5 separate regions of the Mus musculus genome follow, and regions 2, 3, 4 and 5 are each linked to region 1. Evidence: chromatin loops called from intact Hi-C (ENCODE). Cell type or tissue: heart. All regions are shown on one strand. Links, peaks and the distances in the headings refer to the core of each region. The heading gives the core; the rest is flanking DNA.

Evidence for each region. Peaks named below come from ENCODE experiments on the same cell type or tissue, not always from the same donor. Only the 100,000 strongest peaks of a DNase experiment are listed, where the experiment ranks them.
Region 2: a loop joins it to region 1, with 2.0 times the contacts of the local background. A loop is called at or near these places in 4 of 42 quality-filtered maps.
Region 3: it touches region 1 in a loop (7-fold over the local background); 19 of 42 quality-filtered maps call a loop at or near these places.
Region 4: a loop joins it to region 1, with 6 times the contacts of the local background. A loop is called at or near these places in 5 of 42 quality-filtered maps.
Region 5: it touches region 1 in a loop (3.0-fold over the local background); 7 of 42 quality-filtered maps call a loop at or near these places.

What each region holds. Positions count from the first base shown.
Region 1 is chr19:36,603,445-36,609,469 of GRCm38, forward strand. Hectd2 (HECT domain E3 ubiquitin protein ligase 2) reads left to right here. Exons shown (of 21, transcript NM_172637.3): 12 at 806-913; 13 at 1,724-1,856; 14 at 2,942-3,030; 15 at 5,821-5,979. Among named protein-coding and RNA genes, the nearest start is that of Hectd2, 52 kb to the left of the region's middle. In heart, for the core only: a CTCF peak has its summit at 3,040 (motif pointing right); no DNase peak of the experiment used is centred there.
Region 2 is chr19:36,665,447-36,671,471 of GRCm38, forward strand. All of the region lies in intron 2 of Hectd2os (Hectd2, opposite strand), which reads right to left. Among named protein-coding and RNA genes, the nearest start is that of Hectd2os, 21 kb to the right of the region's middle. In heart, for the core only: no CTCF peak of the experiment used is centred there; a DNase peak (open chromatin) is centred at 3,625; H3K27ac peaks cover 3,171 bases.
Region 3 is chr19:36,737,011-36,743,035 of GRCm38, forward strand. No RefSeq gene overlaps it. Among named protein-coding and RNA genes, the nearest start is that of Ppp1r3c, 3.4 kb to the left of the region's middle. In heart, for the core only: CTCF peaks have their summits at 1,227 (motif pointing left), 2,762 (motif pointing left) and 4,833 (motif pointing left); no DNase peak of the experiment used is centred there; H3K27ac peaks cover 792 bases.
Region 4 is chr19:36,813,142-36,819,166 of GRCm38, forward strand. No RefSeq gene overlaps it. Among named protein-coding and RNA genes, the nearest start is that of Tnks2, 18 kb to the right of the region's middle. In heart, for the core only: a CTCF peak has its summit at 2,996 (motif pointing right); a DNase peak (open chromatin) is centred at 5,160; H3K4me3 peaks cover 1,668 bases; H3K27ac peaks cover 1,536 bases.
Region 5 is chr19:36,916,120-36,922,144 of GRCm38, forward strand. It overlaps Fgfbp3 (fibroblast growth factor binding protein 3), which reads right to left and starts at 3,480. Exons shown (of 2, transcript NM_028263.1): 1 at 3,453-3,480; 2 at 1,431-3,158. The coding sequence starts at 3,097. The coding sequence ends at 2,345. In heart, for the core only: a CTCF peak has its summit at 3,032; a DNase peak (open chromatin) is centred at 2,882; H3K4me3 peaks cover 2,102 bases; H3K27ac peaks cover 1,824 bases.

The sequences.
Region 1 (6,025 bases), core at 932-4,931:
ACAATTCTAATATGTTGGTTTTTATATACTCAGTGCTTATTTTTGGAGGAACATGAAAACTGCATTTCTCAAATCTTTTATATATGTATTGTCCAGCATATATGTTAACATTTTGGTAAATTTTCTTTTGGTACTCTTTAATCAACAGAGGTAATGCAGTGTTGTACACATAATTTAGTCCCTGCTTGAACTGTTTGCATAGTTTTCCTACTCATTTTTAGTAGCTGAATTATAGCCCATTTACTAGATATACTTAGGATAGTTTAAGCTTTGAGTTTATTGATAATATTTCTATAAATATCTTGTGGAATAAATTTATTTCTAATCTTTAAATTTTTCCAAAGTAGAACTATTAGATTTAAAGATCTGAACATTGACAATGTCTTTGAACCTATAAACACATTAATTTTTTACTTTCTATAAGTAGACTATTCTTTTAGAACAAATTAAGTATCCACAATAGTTTAAGCCTGAGCTTAGCATTAGGAATGCATGCATTGGATTAAATGTCCCCCTTTTTTACACAGGAAACTTTGCTATTGAAGGTCTGAGGCCTGTGGAAATTGCAGTTCAGCCTTCTCACTATAAAAATTGAGCAAGATTTTGGTACCTACTGGCTACTAGGGTTCCAAAATAAAGTAAAAATAAGATGTTTCACAGGTTAAAATATATGTAATTGATTTATGAAATTATTTATGTGAGAAATAGCATAAAAAGAATTAAGCTATTTTGACTGTCTTAAGTGTTTTAAGTGTAATTATACTTTAAATAAAAATAAAAAATATCTGCTTTCTTATTTTATTAGCAAAGTCTGGTGGATAAAGTATCTCGAAGACAAAGACCTGATATGAATATGTTATTTCTAAATATGAAAGTAAGGAGGACACATCTGGTTAGCGACTCACTTGATGAGGTATAATTTATTCCAAAATGGTTTAGCCTTATTTCTAACATTTTTAAACTATTATTTCTATGTGCAAATATGTATACTTGCATAAATTCTGATATAGTTAACATAAATTTCATATAAATAAGCTTTATAACATTCTAAGTTTATTAGTAGTTGGTTAATTCCTCAGAGGAGTTGATGTACAATACTCACATATGTAATTCATGTTTCTTAGTGTGCTACCTGGACTCTAGACCTGCCATCTTGTGATTAGGTGTAGAACAAGTCAGTTTAGTTCTCCACACCTCAGGTTGCTCATGTCTAAACTTCCCAGTCTGACCGGTAGGGTATAGGGTATATAGGACCTATAGGGTATAGGGTATATAGGACATATTCGTATTCACACAAACATTGACTCGGGGATGTATATTGCAAAGTTTCTTGCATGTACACTGCTGCAGTCAGACCATCATGTAGTTAAGAGATAATGGCTATTTTATCTATGTGGGGTTTTTATTTAGTGTTGAAAGAGAAAGGGCCGTAAAAAGTTATTTTATATTATAGTCTACTGAATTAAAATTTTGGACACAGTATGATTCTTAGGGGCAATACTCTTTGTCAAGGCATCTGACCCCTTAATTCTTTTTTCTAACCTATAAAGTGAATAATAACACCTAGCTTATATTGTCTGGCAAATTAGATGGATAGATGTATGAATGGATAGATGTTTATGGAAGTAAAAATAAAGTCTGTCTAATATTGTTCCTTAAAAAATAAATAAATTCCCTTCTCATTGCTCTTCATTCTGTCATACTACATAACTTCTTCAAATAGTTAACCCGGAAGAGAGCTGACTTGAAGAAGAAGTTGAAAGTTACATTTGTAGGTGAAGCTGGTTTGGATATGGGCGGCTTGACTAAAGAATGGTTCCTTCTTCTAATTCGCCAGATTTTCCATCCAGATTATGGTGAGTGTTTGTTTGTGATCATTGACACTCTAGACTTGTAGGCCCTCAGTAGTAGCCCTGACATTTTTATCAGCTGTAAATGTAAAATTTGTACAGAAATAGCCAGATTTCTCTTGAGTCAATGAAATGAATGGAAGTGTCCCACTGAAACAAAGGACACTGAGAATTTGGAAGCAAGCCTGTAGGGTTTTCCTGTACTAATATGTGAAGCTCCTTTCATTAAATAGTCATTTTACAAAATAGAAGTCTGTGGTCTTGGGAGATGGTTTAGTCAGTAAACAGCTGGCTGTGTAAACCTGAGTGTCAAGTTAGGTTCCAAGTATCCATGTGTAAAGCCAGGTACTGCCAGCACTCCTTTAACAGTGCCACGGAGACAGAGACAGGTAGATCCCTAGAGCTTGTTGGCCGACTAGTCTAGCTTAATTGGTCAGTTCTAGATTCAGTGGGAGACTCTTTCAAAAATACAATGGACCATGACTGAGGAAGACACCTGACATTAACCTGTGGATTCACACACAAATGAACATGTGAACATACAAACATGTATACATGCATAAACCACAGACAAAGGAAAATAGAAATTCATAAGTTATTTTTTAAGGACAAAAATCTTTCAGCTGCTTGTTGGGTCTTTTGGAGGGCAGTCGTGATAGATCACTGTGAGCGCTCCATAGCTTCAGTAATAGTGTCAGGCCATGGGACCTCCCCTGGAGCTGGATCCCACTTTGGACCTGTCTCTGAACTTTCTTTTCCTCAGGCTCCTCTTTAAAGAAAATGCTTACATAATTATTAGCATCTATTAAATGTTTCCTTCAAAGGAGAATTTCTATGTTTATAGATTATATGTATCATACATATTATGGATAAAATAGATGGATGTGTAAAATCTTGTACATCCTTATAAAAAGTCAGATATAAATATGCCTTCTATAAATATTTTACTAAGATTTATAAATGTATTCTGTGAAATTTTTAACATGAAAGGTGATTTGTAACAGAATTGTTGTTAGTAATTTGCCTTTGGTAGATTTCATATGTATTTACTAGCCCTTTTCATCTGTGGACACCTTGTATTTCCTCTGCAGGCATGTTTACATACCACAAGGATTCACACTGCCATTGGTTTAGCAGCTTTAAATGTGATAACTATTCTGAATTCCGATTGGTTGGAATTGTATCCTTTAAACTTTCCACTAGGAGGTGCTACTAGACTAGGGATTTTTTTAAGTTTTTTTCCCCCAATCTATAGTTTAGAAAAATTTTGTTTTAGAAAATTAAACATCAGATTTATTAGATTTTCTCTAATTCATATAGATGCAATATCAAGCCTCCATAGTCTCAATACATTTAGAGAAAATGTCTGACTTTTAAGTCTTTCTTATCTCAAAATGATTGTTTATATATCAGATTTATCAAAAATTTAATAAAAGTTTTTAAAATCTAGAGTATTTTCCATTTGTAATAGAATACTTTCTGTCCTTGCACTCTGCTAATTTACTCAATTTACTAAGTTGAAATCTTAAGAATTAGATTTAGCTTTTTTAGTGTACCCTGAAATACTGAGACATGAAGGAGGTAACCCTAAAAATTTTAAAGGTAATGCAGTGGGGAATATGTAAAATGTACATAATTATTTTAGAGCTTTTTTAATTTCATAAATTCAACTTCCTGTTTCTCATCCCTATCTCAGGTATGTTATGTAATTTATTCCTACACTGGTGGAGCAAAGAGAGGTTAGATTTTAGACAAAGATGCCTTGTATATTAGCTTTTTAAATTACAAGAAATATAATTGTGGGAAATAAAAGTAGAGTAAAAAGATGAACAAGAACTGAAGCTGTGTGGAAGAGAGGGAAGTTGCAGCGTTGACAAGTTCAGCATTGAAACCAGTTCATGAGCATCCATGCAGGGAGTTTATCCTCAGTCAGATGACCAGGTAACATGCGTTAATAATCAGTACTAGAGGGCTTGGGACTTCATTAAAACCAAGATTAGCATAACATAAGTGTGGTGAGGTGGAGGAGATGGGATATGTGTTCTTCCCAGAGAAGGTAGGAATTTAAACTGAGAGGATGATTGGGTTCGAATGAAAGCTGAGCTGTTACTGACTTGCTACAAAGCAGTGATCACCCTGGCACTGTGGGAAGTGCTGAGCATCCATCTATATAAGGCCATGTCACAGTTACTATGGTTAAATCCTGAGGGTGTAGATGGAACTTGAAAGAGTAAATGAAAGAAAAAGCAGGAAATAAAAACTGCACATTGAAATAGCCAAGTTAATTTGAAATGCTTATAGATTGTCCTATCTAGGGGCCAGAGTGACTAATTCCACACTCTCCAAGAAGGATGAGCAAGTCATGGAGTCCTGTTTTCCTGTCATTTACAGGTCTCACTTGAGTGTGTCCAACTTCTGGGTACCTTTTTACTAACTTTGACCTATTTGAACTTCTTCATGCATGTATTATCTTGCTTTACAATACTATGTCACAGCTTAGCGTTGTGATATTTTGACTTCCTGGTATCACTAATGAAGTTAGCTATTGAACTTTTGAAATAATGCTTTTCATAAAATTGTGACTTGCCAGTCATTGTCTTCCATAATATTGGCAGTTTTACTCAGTCAGTACCTAAAAGATCTTACTAAGCATGTTCTTATGTGTATATTTCATGTTAAACAAGTATGTCTAAAATTAAACTCACACAATTAGTGTTTGGCTACAGTTATTTTTAAATATGGTAAGATTTTAGTGTTTTCAAGAAGTAGATCCATAAAACAAAATAATAAAGTTAAAATGTTATGGAGTATTAATAACTGATATTTTAAAAGTCGAAATACCTATACCAAAAATGATATTGAAACTGTATAGAGACAATATAGTACAGTACAAGTTTTCAGACTGTCCACAGCACAAAGCATTCAGTGACACTGGCAGAAAAATTACTCCATCCCTGTTTCAACTAGACCAGGTTAATTTAGTGTGAAGTAAAGTATTTCTGTGTGAGAGGCTCTGTAGCATCAGCCTATAACATAACCTACTTCCTTACTATAGGCATCCTGCTTTTAGGTTTTAGCATTAACAGTTTTTAAATGAAAAATGTTGAGAGGCTATCACCATTGTGGAGAATTATGAGTTATAACACTGTAATATTATGATTACCATCTTGCTACTATCCAGATTATATATTTGAGTGTATTTGTGGTATCTATCTTCTTACACATACTGGTCAGCCTGTGCAGTTACTTAGAAAACAGTATAGCTCTTTCTTATGTCTTCAGCCCTCATTTAGCCTTTGCAAATTAAATTGACAGTATGCCAATTTGCTAGGCCTATATGTTTAGGTTTCCTTTTGGATCTATAAAATAGATTACTCTTTAAGTAACCTTAATAACTGACCTTTAAATACTAGGAAATTTGATCTGAACGTCCTCTTTTGGCAAATTGATAAGTTACATTCTGCTATTTAAGTAGACAAATTTTACAAGTAAGTGAGATATCTGAACTCTAGCCCCTCAAGTTTTAATATATGAGTCTGCTTACAATATTCTCTCATTAGCAGTATTTGTACATACATATACTTATTCATACCAACTCCTTTAACACAGTCTTACTTAAGCTTTAAATAACTAAAAATGGCAATTTCTAAATCAGTGCTGTATTCTGCACCCAAATACTTCTAACAAAACCACCAACATACTTGGTTAAACTTAGTAATTTTTATATATTAAATAATTTATAGGAATGCCTGAAATCATTAAATCCTATCAAATGAATACCTCTTCCCATGGCTTTTGTTAATCAAAATATTTATAGTATGTAAATAAAATGAAATTTTAAAAGAAAGGTATGTTGGACTAAAAGGTATGTTGAAAGCTGGTGTTAGATCTAAAAGGAGACTGGTGCATAATTCAGAACTCATTTGTTGTCATGGATTTTATGTTAATACTTAACATTTAGTATTCATAGCTCATGGGACTAGCTGTTTATAACAGCATCACCTTGGATATTCGTTTTCCTCCCTGCTGTTACAAAAAATTACTGAGCCCTCCTGTCGTACCAAGTGATCAGAGTACACCAGTAGGCATCTGCAGTGTTACCATTGACGACTTGTGCCAGGTTATGCCTGTAAGTATGTTATTGCCACCTTGTGGTTGTGTTGTGCTAACTGCCA
Region 2 (6,025 bases), core at 1,135-5,134, 62 kb after region 1:
CGGGCTAATTGCAAGATGCATCTTCAGAGTAAATTCTGATAACTAGCCTGGCAAGTAAGAAATGCTGCTCGTTACCTCTGTGTCGTACAGGATCTGGGGCAACTGGGACCCAGTAAGGACTATGATACTTCAAGGTTCTGCATATCCGGGGAAGAAGCAACTAAGCCCTGAAATAAAAGAATTCTCAATGATCGTTGACTCCCAGGCTTATATTTGCTTATGTAAGACTGACTCTTCATGACCCAAGGCAGCCAGCTGAGTCCGTCCCCTCACTGGCCTCCTCGAGCTGTGATGGTTTAAGTTTTCTAAACTTACTACACGGTCCTCTCATGTCCATCCTTCCAAGAGAGACAAAGTCTGATAATGTTTCTCTCTAAAATCCCTAGGGTGTCTGCACATGTTTTCCTAACTTTGATTGACTCACTGATTGAGCAAGTGTTTACTGAACACTGCCTATCCTTCGGGCACAGGGGATGTAAATTTAAGTGAGTCATAAGCCCCCAGCAGCCTCCAAACCAGAGCATTCTATCCTGGTCTGCTTGGTAAATGTCACAGTTGCCAGTATCCCAGGGCCCACAATTATAACGGCAGAAGGGCCAGTTGGTATGGGACACTGTCAAAGCCCACTCCTCCTGTCACAATTAATCTCACAGGTGACAGATCTGGCCATAGATTTGGTCACAGCTTTGTCAAATCAGAGTCCAGCTTTTATCTCCTTTGGAAGGATGATAGAGAGCAGTCCCCTACCTCTCCACAGAATTACTAGTAAGGCTGAATGTGTCTTCCGTGAGGTAGTTATACTTAAGGAAGCCTGGGCTGCACTTCTGAGAAGTAAATGGCTCAGTGGGTTCAACAAAACTTCAGTCCTACAGATGTTTACAGGGCAACTTCTCTGCGGCCAGCTGAGCACTCACAATCAATTAATATTGTGGGCTTTCCCTATTTTTGTAAAGACTGGAACACTATTTTTTTTAAATGGGAAAGAGATGTCAAAGAACGGTCCAAAGGAAAGACATGTCTTTGCAGGCAAATGAGAGAAAGCCTGCGCACCAATGTCCCTGGCTCTGAGTCCCACATGCTTCCAAGTGTGGATCCAGAAAGAGTCGGTGAAACTCAGTGGCTGCAGCAGACTTGACCTCAGTTTCTCTCCAGTGCTGGTGCTAGGCAAACTTACTGGCCAGGCTTGGAAATGAATGGAATGCTTGTACCCTGGCCAACCTGGGCTCTGAGACCTGGAGCATCCCTGCCAATTGCATTTCTGCATTTCACATGCACGCTGGAATTCCTCACAGGGTAGCAAAGCTTAGCTGGGGGACAAGAGAGTGGGAGGGGTGTCATCCGCTCCGAACATTCACCACCAGAGTTAAGAAAGAACAGGCAAGGAAAGAGTCTTAGGATTTAGGTCACTAGCTAAAAAAAATGTCCAAGTTCCTTTGGAGGCTAGAAGTAGGATCATTGGTTAACTTCATATCACCATAACAAATACCAGAGATAACCAGTTTATGGACTAAAGATTTGGAGGTTTCAGTCCATGACCAACTGGTCTCATTGCTTTTGGGTGCCAGCCAAAGTAGCCTACCATGGCAAGAACTTTGACAAAGCAAAACCAGTCCCCTCGTGGCTAAAGAAGTGAATGTGACCAGAGTCGTCTTCTCCCTTTCAAGGACATTCGCCCAACGACTCAAAGACCTTCCGCTAAGCCCCACATCTTCAACATTCTGCCAGCTCCTAATAATGTCACCATACAGACCAAACCTTTAACATGTGGGATGTTAGAGAAAATTCCACATCCAAACAATACTACTGACCAGTGTGAAAGATTTAGGGAGCCTCCCCTTAGAGAGTATCCCAGTAAGGCCATCACTGAAGAGCTAACCAAGGATTAAAACAATCATTCATCTACTAGAGGGATCCTAAGATCTCTTGGCGGGAGCAGGTCAGATCACGCTGCATGGTTCAGTGGGCTCCCTCTGAGCATAGGAAAAGCTGTAGCCCAGCTCTCCTTTGATTGGTGGGTTCTACTGATTTGCCTGTGGTCTCGAGTTGGCCAGTGTTCTAATTTGGTTTCAGTTGCTATTATAAAACAGTCTGACTAGGTTGTTGAGAAGGCTCCCAAAACAGTACAAACTTTCGCTATTGCCCTTGGGTGCCCCGTCCCCAGAGGAGGAAGGTAAGTCCCTATTGCTGAAGATACCATGCACTTCAGAACCAGGGCCCAGAGGCCTCAGAGCTGGAACTGGCCTGAGGACTAGCTCTGATGGTACCAGAAGGCACTAGGTAAGCTTCCAAAGCGGTGGGGCAACCAGCAATCCTACCCCACTATGATATCTATGGACCACCAACATGGCATGATGTGTGGAACACATACCTTGGCAGCAACCAACATCCCTCTTATTGGACGTAATACCTGGTCAACAAGAAGGTAACCATTCCTGGTACTGGAAACTTAGCCAACTAGCCAGGCCTAGTGAAGTCATTGATCTTGGAGGAGAACCTACAACTGCCACTTTACTAAGCCAGCATAACCCCTAAGTACATTCTAAACATTTGTCCTTACAACTACAGATAAGAATAGTCCTCCCTAGACAGCAAGAAAATGTGTCTTTGCAACAGATGGAGGTCATTACAGAAAGCCACAACCAGTCAAAATGTACATGTGTGGAGCCTAGTCTCAATGGATACATCTATAATGCAATACCTACACCTAGTGGGGTCATTTCAGAAAAATGAGGGCAGAAAGCTTCTAAGAGCCAGAGTAAGATGGAGTCTGTAGTGAGGTTATATTTCCTAGGAATGTGAGAAGCCACACCCATAAAGCCTCATCAACATGACCGCTACACATGAGTTAACAAAAACAACAGACATGCTATTGTGGGAAGCCCAGGAGGCCTCAATCCTACACAGGGAACCACAGGCAACTAGAAATTGCTGAGAGTGGAAAAAATTAATCTCCCCAAGGAAACCCACACCAATTGCTTATCCAGTAGCAAATGATCAGCCATGAAAACATACAATACAAGGAGCATGATACAGGCTGAGCAGGTTGTACTTCTGTATTTAGTATTGTGTGTACATATGTAATAATAATTAATTTATTAAATATGTACATATGTAATAATAATTAATTTATTAAAAGGGGTCATAAATTTGAAAGAGAGCAAGGAATGGTATATGGGTGGGATTGGGGGGGAGAAAAGGAAAGAGGAGAAATGATGTGACTATATTATAATCTCAAAAAATTAAAGAAATTGTCACGACAGGAACTAAACTCAGGCAGAAACTATGAAGAAATGCTGCATATTACTGGCTTGCTCTCAGCTTTCTTATACAGCCCAGGACCACCTGCCTAGGGATGGTGAGCTAGGCTTTCCCATATCAGTGGTCATTCAAGACAGCCTCTCATAGATATTCCCCAGGGGCTAATTTGGGGAGATAATTCTTCAAATGAGGTTCTTTCTGCCCATGTGAGTCTAGAGTGTGTTAAGTTGTCAGAAAAATCTAGTAGGGTGGAGGTTGGGGGGGGGGGATAACACACACACAGCCTGAAAGGATTGTACCCATGAGCTGAGAGTGACATCTCCCCTGAGTGCCAATGTACTGTAACCATGGCTCATTAACAAGGTTATTTCCTGCAAAGGAATCTGAAAGTGTTGACAGGTCACGGGCCTGCTGATCTAAGCTTTCATGGGGCCCAGACATAGTTTGAGGGCATTTTGCCTGCAGACACCACCTAAAGAATTGGGAAATGGAAATAAAATTTTCTGGGAAGTTATTGGTGGATAGGTCTATGTGGGGCCCAAAGGAAACTCTGTTATTCCCAAATTCCAAAAGGCAGAAGGGACAAATGGCTAACTGTGGTGCCTAATAGCATACCTAAGCCCAGGCTAGCCTCTAGGCTCCCTCAGTATCACAAGTGGCTGGTAGACATTTCACAGTCTATGCTAACATGCTAGCCCTTCCTATCTCCTCCCCTACTTTAAACTCCCTCCAGCTCACACACACACACACACACACACACACACCAGCTACTCATTCTCCTTATCATCCTGCAGTTTCCGTACATTCCCTGTCTGTCTCACACTCTCTCTCTCCCTGCCCTCTCTCTGCTCCAGATTCTCTCATGGCCAGGTCCAGTCCACTGGTGGAGTTCAGTCTACTCCTTTCTCCCTCTGCTCTGGACACTGCCAATGCCTCTGGCTGTTCTGTCTCTCATATCTACAATAAAAATCTTCCCCCTTAATCATATCGTGGAGTGGTCATGTTGTCAGTTTATGCAGTCTTAAGGGCAAGAAATCGGAGTGTTAGAAAGATTACAAAGACAAAGTACACACACACACACACACACACACACACACACGGCAATGTCTGCTATGCTACTTTATATGCTTTATTTCTCACAATGCTGACAACCTTCTGTGAAGGGAATGTTCCTCTTTGCAGTTGACAAATGTGGGAACAGACTCAAAGAACAAAAGCCAGCTACCCACAGATGCTAATAAGTGGCAGAGGCAGGCTGAAAAGCGGGTTCTTTCCAGCCCAAGGTTTGCCCAATTAAATTGAAATTCTAACTCCAAAGCAACAAGAAGATTAAATATCTACTAACAAAGTCATAGAATGGAGTCATATTAAATATAATAACACTAGAAATGAGCAGCAGTGGTTGGCCCAGGGAAGAAAAACTTGTAACACAATTCCCCTCCAGGAAAGAAGGGTAATTAGAAGAAAGGGCCCCCAGGCCATTAGCAGGCCTCAAGGTAGGCGGGAGAGCCCCAGACAGAAAGTTATAGAACATACTTGACAGTCAAACATGACGAGTGCTTTAAAAGGAGGCATGTCTTTAATTCCAGCACTCCAGAGGCAAAGGCAAGCTGATCTCTGTAAGTTCAAGGCCTGCATGGTATACAGAGTTGTCAAAGAGAGAAGGGTGCAGGCAGAAGAGACTCTGTAGAAAAAAATCCCTGGGAGCAAGCCCATGAGTAGTCCCAAGAACAAAGAAAATATCAGATCTTTAGAAGTTGGGGACTAAGCTAGCAGGAAATTTCTCATCACTGGATGTGTGTGTGTGTGTGTGTGTGTGTGTGTGTGTGTGTGTGTGCGTGCGTGTGTGTAAAACAAGCACACATATCAAAGAGCATGGAAGAGCCAGGCAGCATAAGTTACAAGCTGTGTGTTAACTCTGACCCAGAAAGAACTGCATGCATGGCTTGATCTTTTCAGGCTGCAAGATCTGGTCTCTTGAGACCAACCAGTATCTTAAAAAGTCCTAGCAAGTCCTAGAGATGCATTCAAGTCTAAACAAGAAACACAATTCTGGCCTCACCGGCTGGTGGGAAAAACAAGCTCTGTGTTTTTAATGTCCAGAACAGACAGCATTCATAATAATCAACGTTCACAGCTATTCAGATTCATCTGGCGGCCTTTCATGGTCCGTAGTCCTGACTAGGCTATTGTTTGTGCTGCTTCCTACTATCTATCCCATTCCTGCCTCTGCGTCTACATTCGCTCCTCCTCTGCCTTGCATGACCTCCCTCAACTACAGTGACCTTCTCAGGGCCCTTCAACCTCCCTTTCCCCTGTGCTAGATCCCTGGCTTCCTTTCCTCCCTCCGGGCTTTGTGCAGCTTGACACATCAGGGCCATTCTTACAGCACCACTTCCTAGCTGGTGGATTTGGTGTGAAACATTGTTTCATTCCGTAATCAGTAAGCAGACAATGGCTGTGCATAACTCAGAGGGCTTCTGTGAAGGAAAAGATCTAGAAACCCATTGAAATACTTCGAACAGTGATGGACAGACACTGTGTGTGATGGTTTTAGGATTCATTTGTAGCTTATTGTGTTTCTTCCTCACTAAAATAGAAAGGCAATGACTTGGTCTGTGTGGCATAAGTACTTCAGGGTCTGGCCCACAATAAGTATGTATAGAATGAACATCTGACTTTGTATATGCCAGGGAAGAGTTAGCCCATGTAGGCTTCACAATAAACAGAAGGCCAAGACCTAATATCATCTTCCTTCTTACTGAGG
Region 3 (6,025 bases), core at 847-4,846, 130 kb after region 1:
GGCTCCGCCCGGTGTCTGTGTTATTTGAAATGCTTGTGATGCTCCTTGCTTTGTGTCCAAGCACCTTGGCCCAAGCAAAGAGAAGTTGGCTGGCTCTTCTTCCTCCACAAATAAAGTCACACAGCCACTCAAATGTTAAGAAAACACGTGAGCCCATGAAACGAAGTGGCCGTGTGTGTGTGTGTGTGTGTGTGTGTGTGTGTGTGTGTTTCCCTCTGAAGACAGAGGCAGAGAGGGCCAGTCTGTACAGCCTAGCGAGACTCTGCCTCTGAATAAGCAAATGGAGACTATGTGCTGACCTATTCAGTTCTCTGCTTGGGAGAGAGAACTATAGGCCAACATGAAGTTACTGTCCTTGCTCATTGTCACCAATTGCAGCAGACAGCCCAAATCCCTAGACTGAGTTATGACATCCTTAGGCAGAGGTCAAAATCACAGTTGATTTCATGCCCTACCCACCCAGCGGCTTTCGCTGAGATTTCTTTCTTTTCTTCTGTGCACATAACCAACACAAAGCAAAACTAAAATAAATATTTTTTAAAGAAACGTCTACTGAACATCACAGAGGAAAAAACTTGATAATTGGACTTTTAAAAACTAAAAAGTTCGACCGGGTGTGGTGGTGCATGCCTTTAATCCCAGCACTCTGAAGGCAAGAGTCTGGAGGATCTCTGTGAGTTCGAAGCCAGCCTGATCTACAGGATGAGTTTCAGTAGTTACACAGAGAAACCCTGTTGGGGGGAGAGAGAGCAAGGCGCGCGCACGCGCAGGGGCGGGGGGAGGCATATCTGTTAATCAAATATAAAATTGTTTTCTTCTTTTGTTTTTTGTTCTTCCCCCTTTCCTTTCCTCCCTCCGAACATTCCTACGTTCCTTGGTCTCTTTCAAATTCATGGCCCTTTTTCCCCCTACTTGTTGTTCTATGCGTATGAATACTGATTATTTTTACAAAGTCCATGACCTAGCTCTGCTTGGCTATCTAGAAGCCAATTAGAATGTGCAAAAAATTCCTCTGTCATGTAACTGTCAGACTCAAGAATTGTTACAATGGAGTAAAGAATAAGAACCATGCTATGGGGCTGGAGAACGGCTCAGAGGGTAGGAGTCCCTTGCTCTTCTTTCCACAGACCAGAGAGCAGGTCGTACCACCCAGCTCAGGCGCTCATACACAGCCTGGAACTCCAGCTTCAGGGGCTCTACCGCCCTCCTCTGGCTTTTGCAGGACCTGCACACATGTGCACATAACCAACACAAAGTAAAACTAAAATAAATATTTTTTTAAAGAAACGTCTACTGAACATCACAGAGGAAGAAACTTGATAATTGGACTTTTTAAAGATTTATTTTTATATTAGACATATGAGTGTTTTTTACCCCTCTGTATGTATGCATACCACATACATGTAGTGCCCTCAGAGGTCAGAGGTGGGCACTGGATACCCTGTCATTGGTTGTAAGCCACCACGTGGGTGCTGGGAACCAAACCCTGGTCCTCTACCAAGGGTAACAAGTGCTCTTAGCCGCTGGACCATCCCTCTCTCTCCCTCTCTCTCTCTTGGGCTTTACTTCTGAATAAAGCACCTGACCAACAGCAGAACTAACGCCCCTCTCAAGATGGCCAAGACCACGTGAAAGGCCAATGTTTAGGGTTTTAATCCTCACCTGAACCCAGGCAAGTTCTAGCCTCAGATTCCTGTTGTGCAATATGGAGATGGTAAATTTGCTTTGAGGAATAAACTTGTGTGTATCAGCAACATCCCACGTTAGAGCTCAGTTCAATACTCGATCCTCCTGTGCTCATTTCTACTCTCACCTCAGCAAAGTTAGTACCTGAGAGAAGCAGCAGTCACCACCATGCATGGCTCATTGAGTCTTATCATGGGCCAAGCATGCGCACCATGTCATCTGTTAAATACTTACAGCATCCTACATGGAACTGCCTGTCATAAATACCATCTTAGATAAAGGAAAACCATTAGGAGATCAAGAAACCTGGCCGGGACCTTCCAAGTAGAGTTGTGGCTCTCTGGGATCAGAACCTGCATGCAGGATAACTGCCGTCTGCCCCATTCTGGCTTCCTTTCATTAATGGTCAGTTACAAGGATAAAGACAGGAGGCGCCTTGTGTATTGTTGGCTTCAAACACTTTGTGTTTCACAGTTGATAAATCTAAACCCCGAGGAGGAAGCAGAGCTGGTAGCCAAGGGCTGGTTAGGTCAGAGCCAAAACTAGAATCTTGGATAGGCCTTTTCTCTACGCAAACCGTATATGCTGAGATAAAGGGTGACTATTACCAGCTAAAGCTATGAAACAGCACACTGTAAGAACAATGCAGTTTGATTCTACTTAGGAGGGAAAGATATGCAGGGACAGGCTCTAGAATATTCTTCACCAAAATGTTAGTGCTTACTAGGGGATGGTGACAGTACTCGTGGTAAAATGTTTTTGTTTTGCTTCTTCGTGGTTTTTGGAGATTGTTGTTGTTGTTGTTTTGGTTCGTTTTGGTTTGGTTTTTTGGGTTCCACACACACACACACACACACAATGAACACAGAAGGCTTCTGTAATTAACAAATAAATTTGAAAAGGTTTTCAAGCTTTCAGATTCAAGTAATTCAGAGAGACTCTTAGCTGGGTGCCAAGAACCACGTTGGAAGCTTTTTAAATGTTCTCAGGCTGCCCCCACCCCTCCCCATCCCAGCCCCACCACCGTCCTAGAAAAGCTGTATTGACTCTGCTTACGCTCCTGCCCCCTGGTGTTGATTAATGCTGCCAAAACAGATTTCTATTTCAACTTCAAGAGGACTTTTTAAACAGAAAACAGTATTCTTTCCTACAAGAAGTCAAGGTAACCTGTAAGCTTAATAGTCCAAGCCTCTCCTTCAGGCTCCTAGCTGGTTTTTACTGCCTTTCATTACAGGATTGAAGGTACTGGAAAGGAATCAGTGTTTTTTCCTTGGGTGTTGCGTCAATGAAGATGGACTAAACCAGAAGTTATGAAGAATTTTATTGTTTGTGGGCTCTATCCAAGTGTGGCTTGGCAGCACTCAAACGTTGCTTTGTCTTACTCGTCTTCCCATAATAAATCTATCAACCAGGGCTCGTTAATTGGTGCATGGTGTCCAGCATCATGCTTGAGGTTACCTGGAGTCATAAGCCATAGCCCTTTACCCTTGAGACTATTCTAGATATTTCTTTTATTTTAGGCTCAAAAAGTACCCCACAGATGAGGGGCTGCTGGCTGTGTGGTTTACACAGTGGGGTTGTCCAAGCATTTGCTCAGTATCTCACCTGGAGGCTGGACTCCTTTTGTGGGAAATTCACCCTGGGGTCCCCCAGTTACCAACTCATTTTCTTTTTCTTTCTTTCTTTGTTACTTTCTTTCTTCCTGTGTACATAAGCATTTTCACACATGTGTGTGATATGTATGTGTGTGTACATGTTCACGTTTGTGCACGTGTGTAAGAGTATACATGTAGATGTAAATGTCCCACGAACATTTCCCACAGATGTTCCAACAGATGTGCTGCAGGACAACTCCCCAACAATGGGCAGCTGTGGACGGGAAGTCCAAGAATCTAGTAGTTGCTCAGTCCCACGAGGCTAGTTGTTTCAGCTGGTCTTCTGTAGAGGCTGGAATCCTGAGTAAGTAGGTTCCAACAGATGTCCTGGCAAGTAAGAGCAAGCAGGTGAATAAGAGTGAGTCTTCCTTCTTCCAATGTCCTTATGTAGGCCTCCAGCAGAAGATGTGGCCCAGACGTGTACCACCACATCTTGACCTGGGACTTGCTTTGTCCCAGGTTGACTCAGAGATCTCGCAGGTGAGCCCTCCGATTCTGGACTGTAGTTCATTCCAGATATAATCAAGTTGACAACCAGGAATGACCATTACAAAAGGGGTCATTTACTCTTCTTGATGGTGTCTCTGTAGTCACGGAAGGCTGAAGGTGGATAAAAGTGTTGAGTTACAGGGGGCCTGAAAAGTAACAGCTGAATCATGCTGAAGGACGTTTAAATGTCACTACAACATTTAAATGTCACTACAAGTGAGTGAGTCCATGTGTGTATATGTGAGTGCACATATGTGAGCATGAGTATACATGTACACGTGTGCATATGAGTGTGACTATGTATGACTGTGTGTGACTATGTGTGTAACTGTCTGTGTGTGTGTGACTGTGTGTATGACTCTGTGTCTATGACTGTGTGTATGTGCATGTGGGTGTGGGTGTGACTCTGGGTGTGTGACTCTGTGTGTGTGTGTGCATATGTGTGTGAATGTGTGTAACTGTCCCTGTGACTGCCTGTGTGACTGTGTGTGTTACTGTGTGTGACTTTGTATGTGTGTGTGACTCTGTGTGGTGTGTGTGTGTGTGTGTGTGTGTGTGTGTGGCTCTGGGTGTGTGAGTGTGTGTATATGTGCATATGAGTGTGTGTGACTATGTATGTGACTGTCTGTGTTAGTATGTGACTGTGTGTGTGTGACTGTGTATGACTCTGTGTATATGAGTGTGTGTAACTGTGTGACTCTGTGTGTATGACTGCATTGTGACTCTGTGTGTGTGTGTGTGTGTGTGTGTGTGTGTGTACAACCTGACACCTGAGTAGAGGTCAGAGGATACATGCAGGAGTTGGTCCTCTGCTATTTAGGTTGTAAGAATCAAACTCATGGCCTCGGGCCTGGAAGCAGGTGCTTTACCCACTGAACCATCTTGCCTGCCCTTTAAAGATTTTAATGTGACCACCTGGGAGATGAAGAGGGAAAGAGTTCTTCAAGAAAAAGAACAGATCAAATCCCAGCAACCACAGGGTGGCTCACAACCATCTGTAATGAGATCTGATGCCCTCTTCTGGTGTGTCTGAAGACAACTACTACAGCGTACTTACATATAATAAATAAATAAATCTTAAAAAAAAAAAAAGAAGAACAGAAATTAGAAAAAATATACCTGGATTCACAGGAAATATCAGAAGAAAAATCAAAGTGATTTTCTAAAATATTCAAAATAATATTCTGAAAAAGAAGGTACTTTAGCTCTATCAGCTTAAATTGTACTATAGAGTTTTACAAAATGAATATTGGTACCCAAATACAGAATTAGCAGTGAGAGAAAAGAATACATAAATGTACATACTTACATATTAGAATTTCCTATATGCTTCAAGAGGACATTTCTAATAAGGAGAGAGGGGATTGTTCAAAAAATGGGCATCTGACTAGCCTTGGAATGGATATTAGAAAGATGTATACAATAAATGGCTTTCATTCTCTGTGGAGAGGAGCCAAAATGGTTTGATGGCATAGAAACATGTATAAATAAGACATGTCAGTAGGAATGTCTTAAGTCTGTTCTGTGTTACTATAACAAATTGCCAGATATATAATATATTTGTAATAAATAAATGTGTAATATATAAAGAAATTTACTTGGCTCTTAATTCTGGTAGCCAGAAAACTCAAATAGAATGGTACAGGACTCTGGCAAAGGCCAACTGTGTTACAACACAGCAGAGGGTGTTCCATGAAGGAGCATAGTTGAGGCCAAACAGCAGGAGCATGCAGAAGCAACAGATCACACAGCAAGGGAGGACAAGAGACAGAGGGGAATGGGAGAGATAAGCTTCTCTCTTATATAACCAGCTCTGCCAAGAACTAATCCACTCTTTTTAAAAAAATCTACCCTGCTTCTAGAGATCAGCTTAGCATCAGTCTCTTCAGAGGATTAAGCTCTTAAAGGATCTGACACATTTCCATATGAGTTTGACACACACATCTGTCTAGGGATTCTAATTGTTTTTAATTAGGTTTTATTTAAATCTGTAATTAAAATTTTTTATTTCTTTCTTTTAAAGAAAAAAAAAAGTTCCAACCAGGTGTAATGGCACACACCTTTAATCCCAGCACTCAGGAGGCAGAGGCAGGCAGATCTCTGTGAGTTCAAGGCCAGCCTGGTCTACAGAGTGAGTTCCAGGACATCCAGGGCTACATAGTGACACATTGTCTCAAAAAAGCAGAAAAGAAGGA
Region 4 (6,025 bases), core at 1,341-5,340, 210 kb after region 1:
TGCTCTATAGCTAACACTGACTAACTGGAACGTCTTATTTTAAAGTACTTATTGTATCTTATTTTATTTTTTTTAAAGATTTATTTACTTATTATATGTAAGCACACTGCAGCTGTCCCCAGACACACCAGAAGAGGGAGTCAGATCTCCCTACGGATGGTTATGAGCCACCATGTGGTTGCTGGGACTCGAACTCAGGACCTTCAGAAGAGCAGTCGGGTGCTCTTACCCGCTGAGCCATCTCACCAGCCCATCTTATTTTATATATTAATGTATTTTAAGTATTAATATATTTATTTTAAAGACTTAAAGCATTAAGATTTCATAAGGAAAAAAATGACTGTAGAAGTCAGGCCCTGGGTCTTCCTCCCAGCCCCATGCTCCCAGAAATAAGACTCAGACTCAAAATACATTTACAAATACCTTGGCCATATACCTAGGCTCTTCTCTGACTAGATCATAACTTAGATTAAACCATTTATTTTAATCTACATTCTGCCACATGCTGGTCACTTGTGCTCAGTTACAATGCATCGTGTCCTCACATCTCCTGTGCCTGGCTCTATCCCAGAATTCTTTGTCTCCCGGATGTCCCACCTTCTATTCTATCCTTTCCTATAGGCCAAAAGGTTTTTTTTTTTTTTTCATTGACAGGTGATGCAAATGATTATATAAATTTTCAAGAGATAAATGCTTCATTCTGTCAAGAAAGAAATGCGCAGTACAGGAGGTATATTTTAACCCTGTGACCAAGGCTGCTGAGGTGCTTCCTTCATTGGGGACACGCTTGTCTTGTAGGCCTGCTGTCCGGAGTTCAGGCTCAGGGACCCTTGCAAAGGCAGAAGGCCTCTTCAAAGTTACCCTCAGGCTCAACAAGTAGGCCGAATTGCATAAGCCATAATGAGCACATTATACGTGATCATAATAAGAATACTAATAAACGGGGCCTAGCAAACACAGAAGTGGATGCTCACAGTCAGCTATTGGATAGATCACAGGGCTCCCAATGGAGGAGCTAGAGAAAGTACCCAAGGAGCTAAAGGGATCTGCAACCCTATAGGTGGAACAACATTATGAACTAACCAGTACCCCAGAGCTCTTGACTCTAGCTGCATATGTATCAAAAGATGGCCTAGTCAGTCATCACTGGAAAGAGAGGCTCATTGGACTTGCAAACTTTATATGCCCCAGTACAGGGGAACGCCAGGGCCAAAAAGTGGGAGTGGGTGGGTAGGGGAGTGGGTGGGAGGGTATGGGGGACTTTTGGGATAGCATTGGAAATGTAAATGAGCTAAATACCTAATAAAAAATATTAAAAAAAGAATACTAATAAATTAAAAATGCAATCAAACTCTGTAGCATAACATCAAAATTCTTTCTTAGAGCTACACACAGCCAGATGTTTGGAGTGTCACCATCTGCCCTGACAGAGCAGGATGTGCTGCCCAGGGGCGAATCTCTCCTAAATTTCTGGATTCACATTCAAGCCAAAAGCCCCAAACTATTAAAGCTTATCAAAACGTGTGCCCCTTTCATTTTTTTAGGAACAAAACCCAGGATTTTGTAAATTCAAGGTGAGGGTTCTACCACTAAAAGCTGCAGCCCCCCCCCCACCGCCGCCCCATTTCTGACGACCCATAATTGTGAATTAGTTCTAATTTAGAAAGAAATCTTTTTTGTTTTTGTTTTTTCGAGACAGGGTTTCTCTGTATAGCCCTAGCTGTCCTGGAACTCACTCTGTAGACCAGGCTGGCCTCGAACCCAGAAATCCACCTGCCTCTGCCTCCAAGTGCTGGGATCAAAGGCGTGCTCCACCATGCCTGGCTTAAAAAGAAAATTTTTAAAACTGCATATAAAATCTGACCTAGCTCAAGCACTCATAACCAAACCGACTGTCATATTATTTATCATTTTAGTAGCCTTTGTTATTAAACTGCTAATAAAGTTTTAAGTGTAAAGTTGAAGTTCATGCATTCTAAAACCCAGTGATTGAAAGAGAACCTCAGCAGCTAAACGTTAGTGGCAGCCGCCTAAAACAGCAGTTCTCAACCTGTGGGTCGCAACCCCTTGGGAGTCAAATCGCTCTCTCACAGGGGTCACCAAAGACCATCAGAAAACACATCATGATTCATAACAATAGCCAAACTACAGTTATGAAGTAGCAATGGAAATAATGTTATGGTTGGAGTCACCACGGCATGAAGAACCGCATTAAAGGGTCACCGCATTAGGAAGGTTGAGAACCACTGGCCTAGAACACCATGGGTTCAACCACTACCACTGCAATGTAAACAAGCTGCTCGGAAAACCCATCTACCTCAGTGCAGACTCAAAGCAACGCTTGCGTTTGCTGTTCTCTAATCTAAAGGCTCTCTCTCTACTCCCTGAAACGGGGAATAAAGGCCAATGCCCGCACCACACCGCACCGCACCACCCCAACTCGCCCTGCACCGACCGGGACTCGATCACCGATCACCGTACCAGACTCTACCCGCCCCGCCCCACCTCGCCCCTCCCCAGTCCCCAGTTCCTCTCACCACTTTCAGATCCAGACATAAGATAAGCAGTATCTGAATGTGGATTTTGTTTTGTTGTCTGGGTTTGGGGGCTTTTGTTTACTGCTTTGGGGGTCGGGGCTTATATTATTTAGTACTAGAGACTGAACCGAAGGTCTCGCACGTGCTAGGCGACCACTTTTCTGCTGAGCTACATCCCCAAGTCCTTCTTTTCATTGTTTTTTTTTTTTTTGTTTTGTTCGGACAAGGTGTAGCTGTCTGGCCTACCATTCACTATACAGGCCAGGCCGGCCCTGAATTCACAGAGACGTCCTTCCTCTGCCTCCCGAGTGCTATATAGAGTTTTATACAGGCCACCATACCCAGCCCAGCCATTTTCTTTAACAGCCTTAAATCAGCATCGCAGTTTGCGCTTGGGCTGAGCATTCAAATTTTTTATTTGCTGATCCTGAAATATTTGTAGACCTATTTCCACTAGGTGGCTGTCTTCACCAAGAAGTGTCAGCGCTATGCTGGCTTCTGGTAATTTGAAACCTTACATTTTATAGAGGTAGGCGTATGCGCAGTGGTTTAATAGACGTTCTCACGCAAGTATCAACCTGTGCTTCTCTTTTACGCCTTCACACTGGGTGGAAAAGGAAATATGTTTAAATGTGCCCTCAAAATAGGAAAGAAAAAAAAAATAGAAAAGAGATGTTTTGTTTGAAATTGAAACTATTTGTAAATGTACTTTTTAATTGATGTGTGTGTATATGTTTGTGTATGTGTGTGTTTGTGTATGTACGTGTATGTATGTATTTGTATCTGTGTGTGTATTGTGTGTGGATGTATGTATTTGTGTATTTGTCTGTGTGTGCCTACATGCTCCATGCACACGTGGGTGCCCTTGGAGGCTATAAGAGAGTGTCAGACCCCTGGAGCTGGCATTACTGGCAGTTATAAGCTGCCTGACAAAGGTGTAGGGAACTGAATCTGGGTCCTTGGCAAGAACATAAAGTGCTCTTAACTGTTGAGCCCTCTCAGCCGGGCACGCCTTTAATCCCAGCACTCTGGAAGCAGAGGCAGGCGGATTTCTGAGTTTGAGGCCAGCCTGGTCTACAAAGTAAGTTCCAAGACAGCCAGGGCTAAGGGCTACACAGAGAAACCCTGTCTCGAAAAAAAAAAAAAAAAAAACTGTCTCTCCAGCCCCTGAAATCAATCCATCTTTCTTTTTTCTTTCTGTTTTAGATTTGTTTATTTAATGTATAGAAGTATTTTTTGTGCAAGTACATATGTGCCCACATGCATGTCTGGTACCCATGGAGGTCAGGAAAGGATATGAATCACCTTATAAAGTACATGGATACTGGGAACCAAACCTAAGTCAACAAGTTCCCTCCACTGCCAAACCATCTTTCCAGTCCCCTGAAATTTTTCATAAAGAAATGTAAAGTGGGGGCTGAAGGGGTTGGAGAAATGGCTCAGCAATTAAAGACTGCTTGTTGCTCTGGTACCCATGTCAGGAGGCCCCCCAACTGCCTATAACCCCAGCTCCGGGGAATCTCGCACCTTCTTCAAGTCTCTGTGGGCACACACATACACGTGAAGTCTCTGTGGGCACACACATACACGTGGTATATACACACATGCACACACACAAAATAAGTGAATGAATAAAATGAGAACATAATTTAAAATAATTCTTTAAAAGTTTTAAAGAGAAGGTTGAAGAGATGGCTCAGCAGTTAAGAGCACTGTCTGCTCTTCCAGAGGTCCTGAGTTCAATTCCTGGCAACTACATGGTGACTCACAACCATCTGTAATGGGATCTGATGGCTTCTTCTGGTGTGCCTGAAGACAGCTACAGTGTACTCATATACATAAAATAAATAAATACATAAATATATACATACATAAATAAAAATTTTTAACGAAAGAAATGTGACGTATCTAATCTATCCACTCTTGGACAGATTCCCAAAGGACTGGAAGTCCACAACATACTTGCACACCGTGTTTACAACTGCAATATTCACAACATCCAGGAAGTGGACAAAGCAATTTGATAATACATATGCAATAGAATCTTAAGCAGCTGTAAGAAAATTAAAATTATGCCATTTGAAAAAAAAAAAAAGGATACACCTGGAAATCATGTTAAGTAAAATATAACAGATTCAGAAAAAAAATCCCATTTTCTGTCATATATGGAACCAAAATTTATGTGTGTTATATATGTTTGCATGTCACAAAACTAGAAAGGGGATGAGAAGAGGGGAGGAAGAGATCTTAAGGAAGATGAGAAATACTGGTCGCGATGGAAAGCGAACCCGTGACTGACTGGAAGGCAAGCAGGCGGCTGCTGCACCGGGAGGGAGTATAAGGAAAAGCAGTGGGGTAAGAAACGAAAGAGAACAATGTATAATGACACACATGTGTAAGACGCCAGGACCCTGTGTTCTTCCTATGTAGTCTATGATGGCTAGTGTCAATTTGACAAAAATCTTTTACCATCTGGAAAGGCTGGGCCCCTGAGGATGTCTTTGGGGAGTGCTTATTGTTAATTGATGTGGGAAGACCCATCTTAATTGTGGGAGGGACTTCCTGGACTTCCACAAAGGGAGTAGAAGAGCTGAGTAGGGAGGGACTCGGCAATTAGACTTGCTCCCATGTCAGGAGGCTCCCCAATTGTCTCCAGCTCCAGGGGATCTGACAGCCTCTTCCAGCCACCGTGCCCCCGCCCCCCGCGTGCATGTGTTCTACACACACACGCACACGCACACACGCACACACACAGCATGCATTCCTTACTCTTCTGCCTCTTGACTGTGGGTGCAGTGTGACCGGCTGCCTTTGCTTCGCCGCAGTGATGGATTTCTTTTGAACTGTGAGCCAGAATAAACCATCTCTCCCTTAATTTGTCCTTGTCAGATATTTCATCATGGCTAAGACCCTAACTTAAAAAAAAAAACAGGCCTACAGCTATGGCCGCCGCCGCCGCCGTCGCTGCAGCTAGAGGAGACCCTGTCGGAGAGACTCTGGGGTCTGATGGAGATGTTTGTTTCCTGAGATGGTCTGGTCAGTCGCCCGAGCCACCTTTGACCACCTTAAATCTCTCACTCTTTGTGGCTCAGAAGATTACAGATTTTCCAGGGCGACTTTGTGGATTGGGACCACTTCTTCCTTCATGATCTTGCTTCTTCCTGTTGTCTTTGAAAAGTTGCAAACGGAGCAACAGTAGCAAGCCCAGCAGTAGCTTACTTTTAGGGCCTCACACGGGGCTGTCAGGAGGAGTGCTAGAACTTCCACTTCCTGGAAAGATCTAGAATGTCACTGCGGTATTTGTCCTGGTAGGCGAAATTTGAAATTCATTTCTGTTTGAACTGCTTATTGTTTGGATTTTTTTTTTTTTTTTTTTTTTTTTTTTTGGGTTTTCGGGACAGGGTTTCTCTGTGTAGCCCTGGCTGTCCTGGAACTCACTCTGTAGACCAGGCTGGCCTCGAACTCAGAAATCCGCCCGCCTCTGCCTA
Region 5 (6,025 bases), core at 1,042-5,041, 310 kb after region 1:
TCCCTTTCCCTGACCATTTCAGTTGTCTTTTCTCCGGCTCTTTGAAGTCCGCCATCTCTCCTGGGTTACATCATGTACTTCACATGTTATATTTGTTGCTATTCGAGTTATTATGTCTGTGGAGAATTGCACGTATGATTCTAGAAGGCAATAAGTGTGCTTTAAAAACCCCAGACTTAGCCCAACCCAATCTCCAAAAAGACCTGGAGATACTGGGACTTCGCCAATGTCATTCAAAAGACAGATGGAGGGATCTGATCCCTTCCCTTCCACTGCAAGCAGCTGTTTCTTGTTCCCCAGCCAGGGTCCTGGCACAGCTCTTGGACACACAGACTTTGGTCCAAGAGCTATGGTCTTTTCTTCTTTCTTACAAAGACATTTGTTAGACTATCAGAGGGCATCCTGGGAGGGCCTGGTAGTCCTCTTTCCCAGAGAGATGAAAGTGTGATTCTAGCCACGGTTCTGGACAGTACAGATTTATTTCCATTCTTTTTATTGATGCAAGCTTTTTGCTCGTCTTTTTAGAGACTGTGTTTGTTGGGCCATACTTTTGGAGAATGGTCTCCAGATACCTTGAGTTTCCTTGGCCATGATTAATTTTATCGAAGGATCAGTGCTACTCAACACGTGACCACATAAGTCTACCCTCAGAGTATGATCCATCTGGATGTTCTAACAATTGCTTGAGTTCAGAAGTACACAAAATGTGTATAAAATAGTTTTTATGCCACAGAGGCAGATCAAATAGAAAAGGCCAGGAATTTGTTGCACTTACTAACATTTTTAAAGGGAGAGAGTAAAAAGAGAGGTATTCTACTTGGGAGGGTGAGGGTGGGGCTCCCACTGGCCTTGGGCTCAGGCTTAGGTAATATAAGGTAAGAAGATAACTGGACATGGTGGGGCATGCCTTTAACCCCAGCCACTTGGAAGCTGAGTCAGGAAGATTGCAGCATTCATGTCATGGCCTGCCCGGGTTGCAGAGCACAAGCATCTCACCTAAAACTTAAAACAAGTTTAGGAACTCCACAGGTCACCTCAGTTGGCATAGGAGCCTCCAGTCAAGGCAGAAGGCCTGAGTTCAGTCCCCAGGACCCATATGGTAGAGGGAGATAACTAACTCTGGAGGCAAGGTATACTCTGACTTTTGTGTGTGCATACATGCATGTAAACACATATAAGAACACACACACACACACACACACACCCCACACACAGATGATGGGGTGCTCAAATAAAGGTATATATACTTAGTAGACTAGGTAGGGGCCAAAGAGTACAATTCCCAGCATCCACGTGGCAGATCTCAGACCCATTTCTAAAGGATGGGATGTTCTCTTGTCTGTCCCACAGGATCCTCCATGCCCGGGGTACATAACCTCACACACACCCACAAAATAAAAATAAACAAATGAAAGAAATAGCAGAATTTCCATCATTTTACAACTCTTTAAATCCAATCAGTTTTTTTTTTTGTTTTTAATTAAAGACAGTTGTTACAACATATTTAAAAAACACACACATTTTAAATTTAATCACAGAAGAGATGAAGGGCCAAATGACCCAGATACGTGTTTACATTTTAGCTGATTTTAAAAAGAGTAATCAAAATTTAAAGGCTTGGAGTTTTTGTTTGTATTTGGAGATCTAGAGAGCACTGAACTTCTAAAATTCACTTCTGATTTTAGGTAGTTAATGAACTTTTCTGGACAGTAGGCTCAAAATTCAGTTAAAAAGTAGCAAAGGGACTGAAAAGCAATTGTCCTGATAATCCAGTCGTAGATTTATTATTTACCTATAAGGTTTTAATCTACATAGAAAGTGTGATGCCAGTCACACCCAGAGTTCATAACAATCCAGAAAGGGGGGTGGGTGGGTATTCATTTTCTCAAGTTGAAAACCAAGAAGATCTTGAAATATTCAACATGGTTCAGGTTCTTACTCACAGTTACATTTAATGAAAATGTGTTGATATACATTGTATCCCACTTCCTAGGAAAGATTCTCACCTCTTTAGTCACTTCATTCTTGCTAGTCTCAGCTTCTCTCCCTAGTCTACAATTTTCCCATACTTGATATAAATCTATTTGTTTCCACTTTTTCTTCTGCTCTTAAATCAGAGCTGAGATGCTTTAAAAAATAAAAATAAACATAAAATAAAAAACAAAAGCCCTCTCCAGCTGCTTCAGATTCTTCTTACCCTGACCCCTGACCCATTTTGGAATCCCGACTAGCCGACTAGCTTATTCTCCATCCCGGTTCCCTGTCCAAGGACATCTCCCGCCTCGGCTGCGCTACCCTCTGCTTCTCAGCACCTACCCCTAGTGCCCCTTGCCAGCCCGCAGCCTCAGCCATTCCAGAAGTTGACAAAGAAGTTGCAAAGGGAATGCCACTTCTCGGTGCAGTAGGTCTCAGTGAGCTCGGCATTCTGGTCCAGCCCATTGGGTTGGAATCCGGCCGCCGCAGGAGGCTCCGGAACTGGGTCTGAGCCCGCTTTCCTCCCGCCCGAGTTGGACTTCACTAGCAAGGGCTTCTTTTCCGGCTGGGAGCTTGGGGACCGCACCGACTGTCGCGACCGAGCCGGGCTCCGCGCCCTGGACCGGGGCGGCTCGCTGGGACGCGCGGGTAGGCTGGGGTGAGCGGGCGAGTGCAGGTCTGAGCCAGCCGTCTTGCGGGCGCACAGGCGTGGCGGCAGCGGCGCGGGGTCCAGGCAGGGCCGTGGTCTCCTGCGCAGCGCGCCCAGCAGCCGTCTCCAGTAGTGCGCGCGCCGGGCGCCGGTGGCCGCGCAGCGCTCCGGATGCCCGCGGTAGGCGCAATGCAGACTCGCCCCGCCCGGGGTCTGGCAGCGCAAGGCCAGCTCTCCGCCAGTCGGCGTCCCCGGGGCGGGTACCAAGAGCTGCCAGCTGCACGCGTGCTGCTCTGGACTCACGAAGCGACCGGAGGAGCCGACCGTGGGTCGGGAGGCCCGGGTCACTTCCCTGCCTGCTGCCCCCTTGTCCCTCCCGGCAGCCGAGAGGAGGCAGCCTCCCAGCAGCAACAGCAGCGTCAGCGGGGAGAGCGACGCCCGCGGCCTCGGAGGACTCATGCCCGCGTTGGCCATGCCACTCTGGGATTCCTGGGACCTCAGCGCAGGCAACAGGAGGCAAGGAGCATCCTAGGATCTGCGAATGAAGGCTACGGATGAGTCCCGCTCAGCCCTCTCCCTGGACACAGGAACCTGCCAACTCTCCTGACCGGACTTTCCCGAAACCAGTGTTCTCAGTTAGCAGGGAGAAGCCCCTTTAAAGAGCTGTCTGTCCTAAGGGAACAACTTAATGTTTAAGGAATCGTTTTTTAACATTCACTAAAATAGAAAAATGAAGTTTAATGATCACGCAACCACACACCCTCCACCCGTCACCAAACTGTCTACAAAATTATTTCAGATTAATCGGATACATGTACTTTTAGCTTACCGAATTCTAGAAGAGGTGGAAGGGCCCTATTGGAGTAGAGCGAATGACTGCATAAGGGATTAGTCTGTTTTAAACGGCTGTGAATGAACCTGTTATCAATGGGACAGAAGGGGCCTCCCCCTTCATGCCCCTCCCAGACTTCTCTCAGTAGGTTTCGGCCACTGCTAACACACACAGAAGATACACCCGCGTGCAGAAGCACGCGGAAGTGATAGAAGCAGCCATGTGACATGAAATATAAAATGCTGTATTTTGCTCTCACCGCTGAAAATAAGACAAATGTTAACAAAACTTTCTTTCCTTTTGAAACTTGTACATATTTATCTGGTCTATATATAGTTAAGAAAGATGAAATGAAACAATAATATTCAGAACCAGATGCTATTTGCAGGTTTTTTTTTGTTTTGTTTTGGTTTTTTTCGTTTTGCATTGCATGTATTTCTTCTGTGTGTGTGTACCCCAGAGATCCAACTCAGTTTGTAGGGCCCGGTGGGGTGACAAGTGCCTTTGCCTACTGAGTCATCTCAAAGGCCCCACTATTTTCAGTCTTTCTATTTATCATGTCACTCAGTTCTGTATTTTCATCAGTACATCCAAGTAGGGACATTTTGGTTTTTAACTATTTGGGATATGATAGATTAGTTCTAAATATTTTTTCAGAACTCAAAGGTCCTAAAAGGAATGATTTGCTTTGTGGTAGAAAAGTAATACAAATTCAAGTGGTGTAATGTTTAAGTAGTAATCTGTTCTTTGTATGCCTCTGTAGGAGGATAGAATTTGGGTTGGGTTAATTTTGCTGTTGTTTGTTTGTTTGTTTTTGGTTTTTCGAGACAGGGTTTCTTTGTGTAGCCCTGGCTGTCCTGGAACTCACTTTGTAGATCAGGCTGGCCTCGAACTCAGAAATCCGCCTGCCTCTGCCTCCCGAGTGCTGGGATTAAAAGCAAGCGCCACCACCGCCACCCACCTGCAAATTTTTTTTGTTTTGTTTTTTTTTTAAGGTTTATTTATTATTATATATAAGTACACTGTAGCTGTCTTCAGATGTGCCAGAAGAGGGCATCAGGTCTCATTATGGGTGGTTGTGAGCCACCATGTGGTTGCTGGGATTTGAACTCAGAACCATCAGAAGAGAGTTCTTACTCGCTGAGCCATCTCGCCAGCCCAAGGTTTATATATATATATATATAACATTTATAAAATAAAAAGAGAATTTTACATTTGTTTATTGTTTACTTGGTGTGTGTGCTCAAATGCTACAGTATACGTGAGGAAGTCAGAAGACAAGTTTCAGGAGTCTACTATCTCCTCCCACCTTGCAAGTCTCAAGAATTGAAGGATTCAACTCAGGTGGTTAGGTTTAGCAGCAAGTCTCTAATTTGCTGAGCCATCTTAGAAGACTCCCTTTTTAAAAACAGGGTCTCTTGGATCTTGAGTTTATTGTGTATCTGACTGTGACCTTGTATTTTAAGCAAAGTTATTTTTAAGCTTTGGGATTTTATATTCATCTCACTTTTAGCTCCATAGTATGTGGTCTTTTTTTACTTTAAGAGTATATTGCCGGGGCTGGTGAGATGGCTCAGTGGGTAAGAGCACCCGACTGCTCTTCCGAAGGTCCAGAGTTCAAATCCCAGCAACCACATGGTGGCTCACAACCATCTGTAACGAGATATGATGCCCTCTTCTGGTGTGTCTGAAGACAGCTACAGTGTACTTACATATAATAAATAAATCTTTAAAAAAAAAAAAAAAAAAAAGAGTATATTGCCAAGAGGCTGGGGAGACCCATGTGAGGGCAGAGAGGAATGGCTTCACAAGGTTGTCCTGTGATCTCTGATCAGTGCATACAAGCCCCTCCATTATACACAAGTAATAATAAAGTGGTTTTGATTTGTTTTGTTACAGCTTTTATTTCTCTAGGGAACAGGAATGTTGCTCACTGGTAGAGGACTTGCTTAGTGTGTTCAAGGCCTTTCACCTCTCAGCACTTAATTTCCTTATCTAATTTTGGTATTAATTATACCATTTTGTTTTGTTTTTTTCATGTTTGAGACAGGGTTCTCTGGGTAATAGCCCTTGCTGTCCTGGAACTTGATTTGTAGACGAGGCTGGCCTCGAACTCACAGAGATATATCTGTCTCTGCCTCCAGAGTGCTGAGATTAAAGATATGCACCACATTGCCTGGCTATACCAGTTAAATTTTTAATAAAAACATATTGGTACCTATGACATTAAGGAACACTAATGATAAAAAAACAGGAACTCTTAACGAAAGTTTCATAATACATTTCACAGATGTATTTAAATTTCTCAGAAAGCCAGGCGGTGGTGGTGCACGCCTTTAATCTCAGTACTTAGGAGGCAGAGGCAGGTGGATTTCTGAGTTCGAGGCCAGCCTGGTCTACAAAGTGAGTTCCAGGACAGCCAAGGCTACACAGAGAAACCCTGTCTCAAAAACCAAATAAATAAATAAATAAATAAATAAATAAATAAATAAATAAATAAATAAATATTTCAGAAAAACATTCTCTCATGTAAAGTACCAAAAGTAGTTACAGATACACCTCCTTGCCCA